Regions from separate parts of the Homo sapiens genome. Here region 1 is linked to region 2. A link is a loop called in an ENCODE intact Hi-C map of the cell type or tissue named here. Cell type or tissue: IMR-90. All regions are shown on one strand. Each heading gives the region's core, and the rest is flanking DNA. Links, peaks and the distances in the headings are about the cores only. Region 1 overlaps MAP3K3 (mitogen-activated protein kinase kinase kinase 3). Region 2 overlaps MAP3K3 (mitogen-activated protein kinase kinase kinase 3).

The links. A loop is a pair of places that touch in the nucleus more often than their neighbours do. Peaks named below come from ENCODE experiments on the same cell type or tissue, not always from the same donor. Only the 100,000 strongest peaks of a DNase experiment are listed, where the experiment ranks them.
Region 1: a loop joins it to region 2, with 2.8 times the contacts of the local background. A loop is called at or near these places in 22 of 110 quality-filtered maps.

Annotation. Positions count from the first base shown.
Region 1 is chr17:63,674,052-63,679,427 of GRCh38, reverse strand. All of the region lies in intron 6 of MAP3K3 (mitogen-activated protein kinase kinase kinase 3), which reads right to left. Among named protein-coding and RNA genes, the nearest start is that of LIMD2, 23 kb to the left of the region's middle. RefSeq lists enhancers at 3,185-3,479, 1,698-5,196. In IMR-90, for the core only: no CTCF peak of the experiment used is centred there; a DNase peak (open chromatin) is centred at 3,297.
Region 2 is chr17:63,625,144-63,630,519 of GRCh38, reverse strand. All of the region lies in intron 1 of MAP3K3 (mitogen-activated protein kinase kinase kinase 3), which reads right to left. Among named protein-coding and RNA genes, the nearest start is that of MAP3K3, 5.4 kb to the right of the region's middle. In IMR-90, for the core only: no CTCF peak of the experiment used is centred there; no DNase peak of the experiment used is centred there; H3K4me3 peaks cover 236 bases.

The DNA.
Region 1 (5,376 bases), core at 209-5,208, 49 kb before region 2:
GGGACTAAGCATCTACAGCAGAGGGTGCTCAAGAGCCCAGTCCAGGGTCTTAGAACATCCCGGAAAAGAGGGTGGGCCTGACAGACTGATGGAGCTCAACAAACTCCCTGAGCCAGAGAGACTCCCACTATTTCAAAGACCCTCAGAAGGAAGAAAAATACTTAATGGAAAAAAAGAATGGCGGGGAGGCTTGCTCTGTGTGTGTGTGTGCACTTTTAGGAACAGGGTCTCGCTATGTTGCCTAGGCTGGTCTCAAGCCTTGGCCTCCCAAAGTGCTGGGATTAAAGGCATGGGCCCCCATGCCTGGCCAGAGGGTTGCTTTTTGAAAGACATTTTCTAAGAAGCTTAAACTATTGTTTTTCAATGACCTTTAAGAAACTGACACTGACTCTTTTTTTTGAGACGGAGTCTTGCTCTGTTGCCCAGGCTGGAGTGCAGTGGTACAATCTTGGCTCAAGGCAACCTCCGCCTCCTGGGTTCAAGCAATTTTCTGCCTCAGCCTCCTGAATAGCTGGGATTACAGGTGGCCGTCACCATACCCAGCTAATTCTTATATTTTTAGTAGAGACAGGGTTTCACCATGTTGGCCAGGCTGGTCTTGAACTCTTGTCTTCAGGTGATCTGCCTGTCTCAGCCTCCCAAAGTGCTGGGATTACAGGCGTCAGCCACTGCACCCAGTTGAAACTGACTCTTTAATTCTTCTATATTAAGTCAGTTGTTCAGAACATATGGTTCATGTGGTTGTGCTGAATACATTTTGAGAATTCACCACTGAACTGGTATTGGAGAATACTTCCAATCTCTTCTTGGACACATCACCCCAGCCTCCCTCCAAGGATGTCTCTCTGGCAGGAAAGCTAACATGGGGTCCTCAGTAATCTGGCCTCCCCACCTGACTCCAGAGCAAAGGCCAGAAACAAAATTGCTCTGAAAACAGGCATAGAATTTTGCTGGATTTCCTGTCTCAACATCTCACTCACAGGGTAGAGGCCACCAATTCTGAGATAAAGTGGTATCTGAGCCATGCCTTTGCAATGGTCTCAAACAGCCCATGGAAGAGAATTTGTCCTATTTTCTAAGTCCTAACAGAAACTAAAGTTACTCTGAGTGTAAATTTAGGGATATTGTACCATGAACTAACAGAGCAATAAAATCAGTCAAGGCAATTTTTTTTTCTTAAAAAAATATTGTCACCTCTCATTTAACCCTTACTACACCCCTGCAGTGGTGGTGCATTATCATCATCCACATTGCGCAGAGGGAAACCCAAGCCCCAAAGCCATAAAGTGACTTTATGGTGGGGCCGAAGCGAGAAAACAGGCTTTGTGACTCTCATACAGTTCAGCCAAGGCAATTTGGGGACCATAATTTATTTCCAAAAAGGGCAGGCATGCTGCTCAACACAGTGGCACAAGACATAACTTCTCCTTGAACTGGCCAGGCCATCTGTCCCCCATGAGTAATCCCTATGGAGGATGGAGATCCCATCCACAAGGAAATATGACAGCCTGCCAGGTGTGGGAGGGAGGCTAACGTGGGGACTTCCTGGCAGCACAGGGGAAGCACAGTGCCATGTATCTTTCTTTCTTTGGAGTGCAGTGGCGTGTTCATAGCTCACTGTAGCCCCAAACTCCTTGGGCTCAAGGGATCCTCCTGCTTCAGCCTCCCAAAGTGCAGGGATTACAGGTGTGAGCCACATCCACAGTGGCATGTTTCATGCAGCTCAAATTCAGAGTTGTTTTCTCCATGGTCATTTGGGAGTCAGAGGCCAGGAATACAAAATGCCGCTTGGCCAACAGAGGGTTTGTAGGCAAAGACAAGATGGAGGTTTAGGGGAAATCTGGACCAAGGGAACTACTCCACTTTCCAGTGACCCAGACCTCACAGACCCATGTACCTGGCTGTTTCCCTTGCTACTGTAACACAAAATTCCAGTGCAACTGTAAAAAAAGGATGGTTTTCCTAAGTCTTATCATGTCACAAAACACAGAGAGAGCACTATTTAACCCTTTGCTTATAAAAATTAGCCTACTGCCTGCTTCCTACTTTTAGCTTTGGATGACATCTTGGTAGTCCACAAGTTCTATGGCAATTCAATCCACATGTCAGCAACATTTGTCAGCAGCAGAAGCAACTCTAAGGAGGTAAGTGAGGTGCACGGAGAAAAGACTAAGCTTTGAAATTAGATATACGTGGGTTCAGATCAGGCTTTGCCACTCATTAGCTAAATGATCTAAGCTCTCACCTCAATTTCCTCAACTGCAAAAATGGGGAGAACTATCTACCTCATAATTTCTTTCGGAAGTTATAAATGTGCTGGCACAGGTACATATCCGCATAACCCCATCTCACAGTAGGAACTCCGTAGAATCCCATTTGTACCCTTCACTCTATGTGGCAGATATATGGGGTAGGCGTAAGATGGATTCCACCCTTCTACTGTGCCTTCCTGTACTTGAGAAGCTAACTGGCTAAAAGCTGTATTTCTAAGACTTTCTTTAGATTCAGCTAATCACATGCACTTCTATGAGATTAACAGGCTTCCTGCTGTTCCTGAGCAGTCACAGAAGCCTTTGGTTTTTCTGCCACAGTGTTAGCAGAGGCCCCACACCTGGTCTCCAGCTTTGCCGATGTTGACAGGTGTGGACCAGACCTGAGGGGCACTGGACTTCTGGACCGGTGGCTTCCTGATTACAGAAGAGGGAGGACGCTCTGTGGTGTGTCTTAACCTAGAGGCTGCTTCTCTTTCTTCCCTCATTGATTCCATAATCCACAATGTGCACCTCTGGTTTATGGAACCTCTTCTTCCTGAAACTAGCTACAGTGGGTTCTCCTCTGCACAACTGAACTCTGACCAACACACTCTGGAGCTGTATTATACATTTTACCTAGAACAAATAAAAATGTCTCTTGTAAGGGACTGATTGGAGAGAAAGAAAAACTCTTATTTATGAAACCTCAGACACTGGTCCAAACTATGCCTAGGCAGGATGAAATGCCCTCAATCTGTTACATGGAGTGTCTGGGGTGAGACTTCCCTGGGATAAAATATCCATGGTCCCCCTGACACCTGTCCCCTCCTTCATCAGCTGCACTGAACTCTCCCCTGGTTTTACAGGTGGGATGGGACTAGCTCACAGGAGGCCAGCACTACAGACCCAGGAGGGTCTGGGGGGAAAAATAGCAAAGGTTTTCTGAGCTTTTATTTCCAGCCAGAAACTTTCACTTTTTCCAATCCACACTGTGCCTGCAGAGAGCCAGCCTTGTTATCTGATGGGCTATGTGCCAGCGGCTATTGTGCACAGGCCCACAGGCTGGAGCAGGAAAAGGAAGTCTCCCCAAACCAGTGGCTATCAGAGGAACCGAATGGAAAAACCAGGAGTTGGCAGAACTGCTCCAGGGCATTTTCAGTTTTGTTTTTAATCTTCATTTCAGAAATTGGGAGCCAATGAGATACACAACAGTTGAGAGCAAGTGAGACAGGGAGCTAAACAGGATAGGATACTGGACCATAAAACTACGTATTTACCAGCAGTGATAGCAATGAGCCAGACAGCCCAAAGCACAGAGCTATGCAAAACAGCTCATTCCGTAGGTCTCAGAAGGCTGCATAGGCAGGGGTCACAGGCTTTCTTGGGACACCTTTCCCTGGTATTCCAGCCTGAACTTGCTCTAGCCTCACTGCGCCACCTGTGCCACCAGCTGAAGCAAAGGAGCACAGTAGCAGTTCCACTGTTCAGAGAGAGGCCCACAGTTTCCCATGAAGGTATTTTACACAGAAGGAGAAAAGCGGGGTTTAAGCTGCCAGCTATCCTCATTCCACCCAGTGCGTGCTAGCTCTCTACCAGCCTCCTTAACCCAAAGAAGCAGAGTCAAAGATACACTCTCACCCTCGGATATGGTAGGTTCTTTTGCTTTGTACTCTGACTTAAAGCTGAACGACAGGCTCTCAGATTCTAGCCCTTCTCATAGCAGAACCCTAATCAGGAAGCTGATGCAGTCAGGAAGTTGTCTCCGCAGGGAGTTCTAGGGCTTTGGGTCAGTGTTAATGTGCAGGTCACTGCAAGTATAAAGAGATAGCTTTTTTGGCCACTAACTATTTCCTAAACTCTTTTCTCTCTTCAGGGACAGATGAGATGGGGAGAGAAATCAAACTTTTTTTCTTTCTCAATAGAAAATCTTAACTAATATTTACCAATATGCTCACAGTGGACCACACTCTGTAGAACACAGTAGTGGGTAGAATTTCCATAAGACCCTAAGAACATCTTCTATGTTTCAACTTTCAAAATTCCCATTTTATTTTGGAGCTGCTACCACCATCAAAGTTTCTGATCTCATGTAGCATCATAGAACTTATAGCAAGGAGGGAAAAAAAACCTTTGAAGATGAAAGAAGCTAACCATTTTGTTTCCAAGTGTATGGTCACTACCTCTACAGTCCTGGCTTCTACCCTTTCAAATCGGTACTAGGACTGGAAGCTGGTCCTGAGCACTGCTCTCTGTTTACTGCCCAGTTGTCGCTATAATCTACCCTCATCCTTTCAACATTCTTTCTTGTCCTCTGCCTGAATTTTCCCTCCATGTCTCTCAGAGGCAGAGAGGGCTCCTCTCTTCCTTGCAAAAGTATTATAAACCCTCTACCTGGACTCGATTCATCTCCAGCAGGAGTCAGCTCCCCCATGGTCTCCTCTTCATCACCTTTAACCCCTCCTTTTCAGCTGTCTTTATCCCTCCCTTCATACACTTCCTCATATCTCTAGCCTAAGAACATCCTGGGCTGGGCATGGTGGCTCATACCTATAATCTCAGCACTTTGGGAAGCTGAGGTGTAGAAGGATTGCTTGAGACCAGGAATTCAAGACCAGGCTGGGCAACATAGTGAGAACTCATCTCTACAAAAAACAAATTAGCCAGGTATGGTGGCAAGCACCTGTGGTCCCAGCTATTTGGGAGGCTGAGGCGAGGATCGGTGGTTGAGGCTGCAGTGAGCCATGATGGCACCACTGCACTCCAGCCTGGGTGACAGAGAGATGGGGTTTTGCCATGTTGCCTGGGCTGGTTTCGAACTCCTGGGCTCAAGCAATCCACCCACCTTGGCCTCCCAAAGTGCTGGGATTACAGGTACGCACCACTGCAACTGGCAGGTCCACCATTTCACTACCAAACTCCAGAAAAACCTGATTGCCTCCACTCAGGCGTTGGAGTATGGCTTGCCTCACTATGGGACAAAGTGGCAAGATAAGGAGAAAGACAGAGTGAGAACTGAGGCAAAGGCACTTAACAAGATGAACTTAGACCATACAGGAGTCAGAATGTAGCAGGGACAAGTCCTTTTTTTTTTTTTTTGAGACAGAGTCTCACTCTGTTGCCTAAG
Region 2 (5,376 bases), core at 325-5,324:
CTACATTCTACAAAAAATACAAAAAATTAGCTGGGCATGGTGGTGCACGCTGTAGGCTCAGCTACTTGAGAGGCTTAGGTGGAAGGATCACTTGAGCCCAGGAGGTTGAGGCTGCAGTGAGCCATGATCATGCCACTGTACTTCAGCCTGGGCGACAGTGAGACCCTGTCCCAAAAACAAAAAGGGAACTTGGTTTTTTGTTTTGATTTTTATCCTCACAACCAAACTTTAAAAACTAGAGCATAACATCTAAGCTAGGAAGATTGGCTTATATATAATATGTATAGGTTTATATATTAAATGGCTTAGATATTATTAAATATATATAAAATTGGGCCAACTGTAATAATAAATTGGGATCAATACAAGGAGGATTATGACTAGGTTTAAGTGTTTTCTGAGGAGCATCCAACAATACTCCTAAAAGCGGAATGCAAGGAGTTATCAGTAACAACATTAACCACCCTAAGTATTGAGAATTTTCAGTTCTTTCAACTCAGATATTGAACAAAGATGGATGTGAATACACATACAGGCACACACATACACACACCACTTTTCAAGTCAGATCCACAAGTATGACTGAAGAAATCATTTCTAATTCTGTATAAGATGACGCTATTATAAGAGCTGGTTTATCAGGTTGACAAATTCTGTTTCCAGGAAGCTAACCAATTCCTGGCATTACTTAATGAACAAACTTGTTTAGTAGTTCCAGAGCTGAGAACACACTAGTGGAAAAGTTTGGCACTGTCATCTGAAATCTGGGACAACTGACACAAGTGAATCAGGGTTATAGAATCTAATTTTGTGTCAAAGTAAAATACATTCCTAGAGGTAGACAGGTTCTTCAACTGATACTTCAGAGGACATGTATAAAGACAGGAAGTAAATCAAGTGGCTCTTTTAGGCATTTCTTCCTGGATTGAGGTTTTGTTTTTGTTTTTTTTCCTTCTAAAAAGCAACATCACTATGCACACTTGGCTGCCACAAGCCAGTTATCTCTGTGGTATGGACTGAGACTAACTGAATTATCAGCACTCCTCCAATGTGGCATTCTTTAAAAACAAACAAAACTTTTAAAAACAAATAACAGGCTGGGCGCAGAGGCTCACGCCTGTAATTCTAGCACTTTGGGAGGCCAAGATGCGTGGATCACTTGAGGTCAGGAGTTCGAAACCAGCCTGGCCAACATGGTGAAACCCCGTCTCTACTAAAAATACAAAAAAATTAACTGCGCGTGGTGGTGTGCGCCTGTAATCCCAGCTACTTGGGAGGCTGAGGCAGGAGAATTGCCTGAACACAGGAGGCGGAGGTTGGTGTGAGCTGAGATAGCGCTACTGAACTCCAGCATGGCGACAGGGCGAGACTCCATCTCAAAAAAAAAAACAACAAATAACAACTTTCTTAGACTGAAGCAGTTAGGAATATGAACTTCAGAGTCAGAAAAATTTGGTAAGGAGGCCCTGAGCAAATCATTTATTCTCTCCAAACCTCAATTTCCTCATCTGTAAAATGGAGATAAAGCATCATTTCACAAAGCTGCTGTGGGAGTTAAAAGCAACAGAAAACCTACGAATTATTTCTTATGGTACCTAACACAGTAATGCTAAAAAAATGCTGGCTATTATTATCATCAATGAGAAAAGGTCAATGGAAAAAGACTGGAGGCCATTTAATCTACCCTAATACTTAATTTTATTACTGAACTTTTATAAATCATTAACAACAATTTACTGAATACTTATCTTGTATTACACATTAGAAAGTTTTAAAAGATATTTCAAGGTGTTCAAACTCTAGGGATAAAAAGATAAACAACACACAAATACAAAGTTGTATGAAAAAAAAGATAGAATTGGCAGGGCCCAGGGGCTCACGCCTGTAATCCCAGCACTTTGGGAGGCTAAGGCAGGTGGATCACCTGAGGTTAGGGGTTCGAGAACAGCCTGACCAACATGGAGAAACCCCGTCTCTACTAAAACTACAAAATTAGCTGGGCGTGGTGGCACATGCCTGTAATCCCATCTACACGGGAGGCTGAGGCAGGAGAACTGCTTCAAGCTGGGAGGCGGAGGTTGCGGTGAGCCAAGATGGTGCCATTGCACTCCAGCCTGGGCAACAAGAGCGAAACTCCGTCTCAAAAAAAAAAAAAAAGACAGAATTAGACAATATATAAACCAGAGTATATAAATACAAATGTATAAAAATAAATATTTTTAAATATGAGTAGCTTATATGGTTATATAAGAGGTTATATGGATGATTTTACATAATTGTTAACAGACTAAAGATTCTTTAAGAAAAGCAAGCTGGCTGGGCGTGGTGGCTCACACCTGTAATCTCAGCACTTTGGGAGGCCGAGGCAGGCAGATCACCTGAGGTCAGGAGTTCAAGACCAGCCTGGTCAACATGGTGAAACCTCATCACTACTAAAAATACAAAAATTAGCTGGGCGTGGTGGTGCACACCTGTAATCCCAACTACTGTGGAGGCTGAGGCATGGGAATAGCTTGAACCTGGGAGGCAGAGGTTGCAGTGAGCCAAGACTATGCCAACACATTCCAGCCTGGGCGACAGAGTAGAGACTCTGTCTCAGAAAAAAAAAAAAAGGATTGAAGAAAATAAGAGTGACAGGCCGGGCGCATTGGCTCACACCTGTAAGTCCAACATTCTGGGAAGCCAAGGCGGGCATATCACTTGATCCCAGGAGTTTGAGACCAGCTTGGGCAACATGGCAAAACCCCATCTCTACAAAAAATACAAAAAATTAGTCATGGCCAGGCACGATGGCTCATGCCTGTAATCCTAGCACTTTGGGAGGCCGAGGAGGGTGGATCAGCTGCAGTCAGGAGTTCAAGACTAGCCTGGCCAACATGGTGAAACCCTGTCTCTACTAAAAATACAAAATTAGCCAGGCATGGTGGCCGGTGCCTGTAATCCCAGCTACTCGGGAGGCTGAGGTAGGAGAATTGCTTGAACCCGGGAGGCAGAGGTTGCAGTGAACTGAGATCGTGCCACTGCACTCAAGCCTAGGTGACAGGGCAAAACTCCACCCCAAAAAAAAAAAAAAAGTATTTGTGAACTTTACACGTGAACAAGTTGAGGTAGCGTAATAGTGTGCTTATAACTTTGAAAAGATTTCCTGAGAGTGGGAGTGGTCTGACACACTTAGAAGCTACCAGGAAGAAGCATAAGGAGAAAGAGGTTAATTTTAGAGATTAAGAGGTTAAGAATCTAGGAAAAGGAGGAGTATTCATGGAACTAGAAAAGGATCTATCAAACAAGGATTAGAGTTCAGGCTTAAAAAGTAGAAGCTCTTAGGCAGTTTTAAGTAATTCCCCAGTGGCATGTAGTTTTTCTTCTCCTGGTACCCCAACCTGTGGTATGGAGGCTGCCAGGCAACATACTCCTCTCTTTAGCTCCAGCAGGAAGCCACTCTTCCAGACTGAGCTATTACTTGTATCTCAAAGCAGGGTCTTAAGGCACTTCCCATTTGTGAGTTCCCTTGGCTAACAACCCAGAAAAGTTGCCAGAAGCACCACATTCTCTAATAAACATTGTTATCCCGTATGGTGTCTGTTTACTATGCCACACACTCTCTCTCTTTTCCATAGATACAATCCCCAAAGTAATGTTTTAATCTTTGTTTTGTTTCATTTAACTAATGATGTTATTTCTTCATCTTGACAATGTTCTACCCAGCTCCACCAGATCGTCTGATCGCACTGCCCACTCAGGAGAGTCTGTGCTTCAGTGTCCCTGAGTCAGATTTTACTTTCTCTTCATGACATTCCACATACTTCCACTGCCTCCACCCTGTCCATGCCCAGGCAAACATCATTTTACAATGAGTATATGCAATAAGGCCAGACCCTCAATTCATAAGAAACTTTTATCCTTCAAGAAATGGTTGAACCTTTGCTAAATCTCAAAGTCAAATGCTGGCGTTTTTCTGTTCTAAGATATAATAGGCATTCAATATTAATTGATGGTTCAAATTCTTAAAACACATATTATAAAGTAGGCCATTTATTCCTCATAAGAATCAATATATATCACCACTACATTTTAACGTTTAGTGAAATTAACCCAAAGGACTGGAGACTATAGAATTACATGTGTCAATACCAAAACGACAGAATTGATCTCTCTCCTGTATATCTTTACACACTTTTGCACTTAATTGTTTACATGTTTCTGCTTCACCTTACCTAACTGTAACTTCTTGAGGACAGGATAACACAGGCACAGGGCTTAATACTATGCCTGGCACATAGGAGGCATTCAACAAATGGGCAAAGAATAAATTAACAGCTTCCATAGAACCAGAAAAACCTCATCTTATCCTCTGTGTATTCCCCTAAGTAATGCTCAGTTGGACAGATACTTACTTTTTACAGATGCCTAAAATTCAGCTATTTTTTGTTTGTTTTTTGTTTTAGAGACAGGGTCTCTCACTCTTGTTGCCTGGGCTGGAGTGCAGTGACACGATCATGGTTCACTGCAGCCTCAACCTCCCAGGCTCAGATGATCTTCCCACCTCGGTCTCCTGGGTAACTGGGACTATAGGGGCATGCCACTACGCCCAGCTAAGTTTGTGTGTTTTTAGTAGAGACAGGGTTTCACCATGTTGCCCAGGCTGCTCTCGAACTCCTGGGCTCAAGCGATCTACCAGTCTCAGCTTCCCAAAGTGCTGGGATTATAGGTGTAAGCCACCATGCCCAACCTAAAATTCAGTTTTAAAATCCAACTGTCATTTTTAAAAATATCAGAAATCTAGTAATGACATAGCCATGTTGATTTATTAAACTGTGATTCAAATTTCAATCAAAACAGCTGCTAACTATTCAGAGTCTACATAGGTGGTCAGATTCTAGCCAAACTGAATTGAGACTATTCTAACAGGGAGCTCCTAACAGCCTTGGAACCCTAGACAAGGTGTCTGTAAGTCACAATAATTCTGACTTCAAACCAGAACCAGATCATCTGTAATCCTGTACTCCATTCACTATAGTTTCCTGTAGCATTTCCAAGTTGTTACATATTTTTCAGTGATATATAAAGTTTCAGACTGCGTTTATAAAAAGACCACATAAACAATCTCAGGTATTATGAACAGCATTTGCCACTATGATTACTAAATCTGGAAATGAATTCTGGAGTGACCAAGAAAAAACAACCAGTCAATCCCAATTTTTTATAGCCACATAGTATCAAAGCAAAAAAAAAAATTTCCTATTATTTACAGAGATAAATAATTTCCACTAGAAATTCATTGGGGCTAACAGACAATATAAAATCTGACATGTTTTTATTAACCCAAGTTGTCAAACAGGCTTCAGTCTTGGGCTTAGAACAGCTCAGGAAAATGTG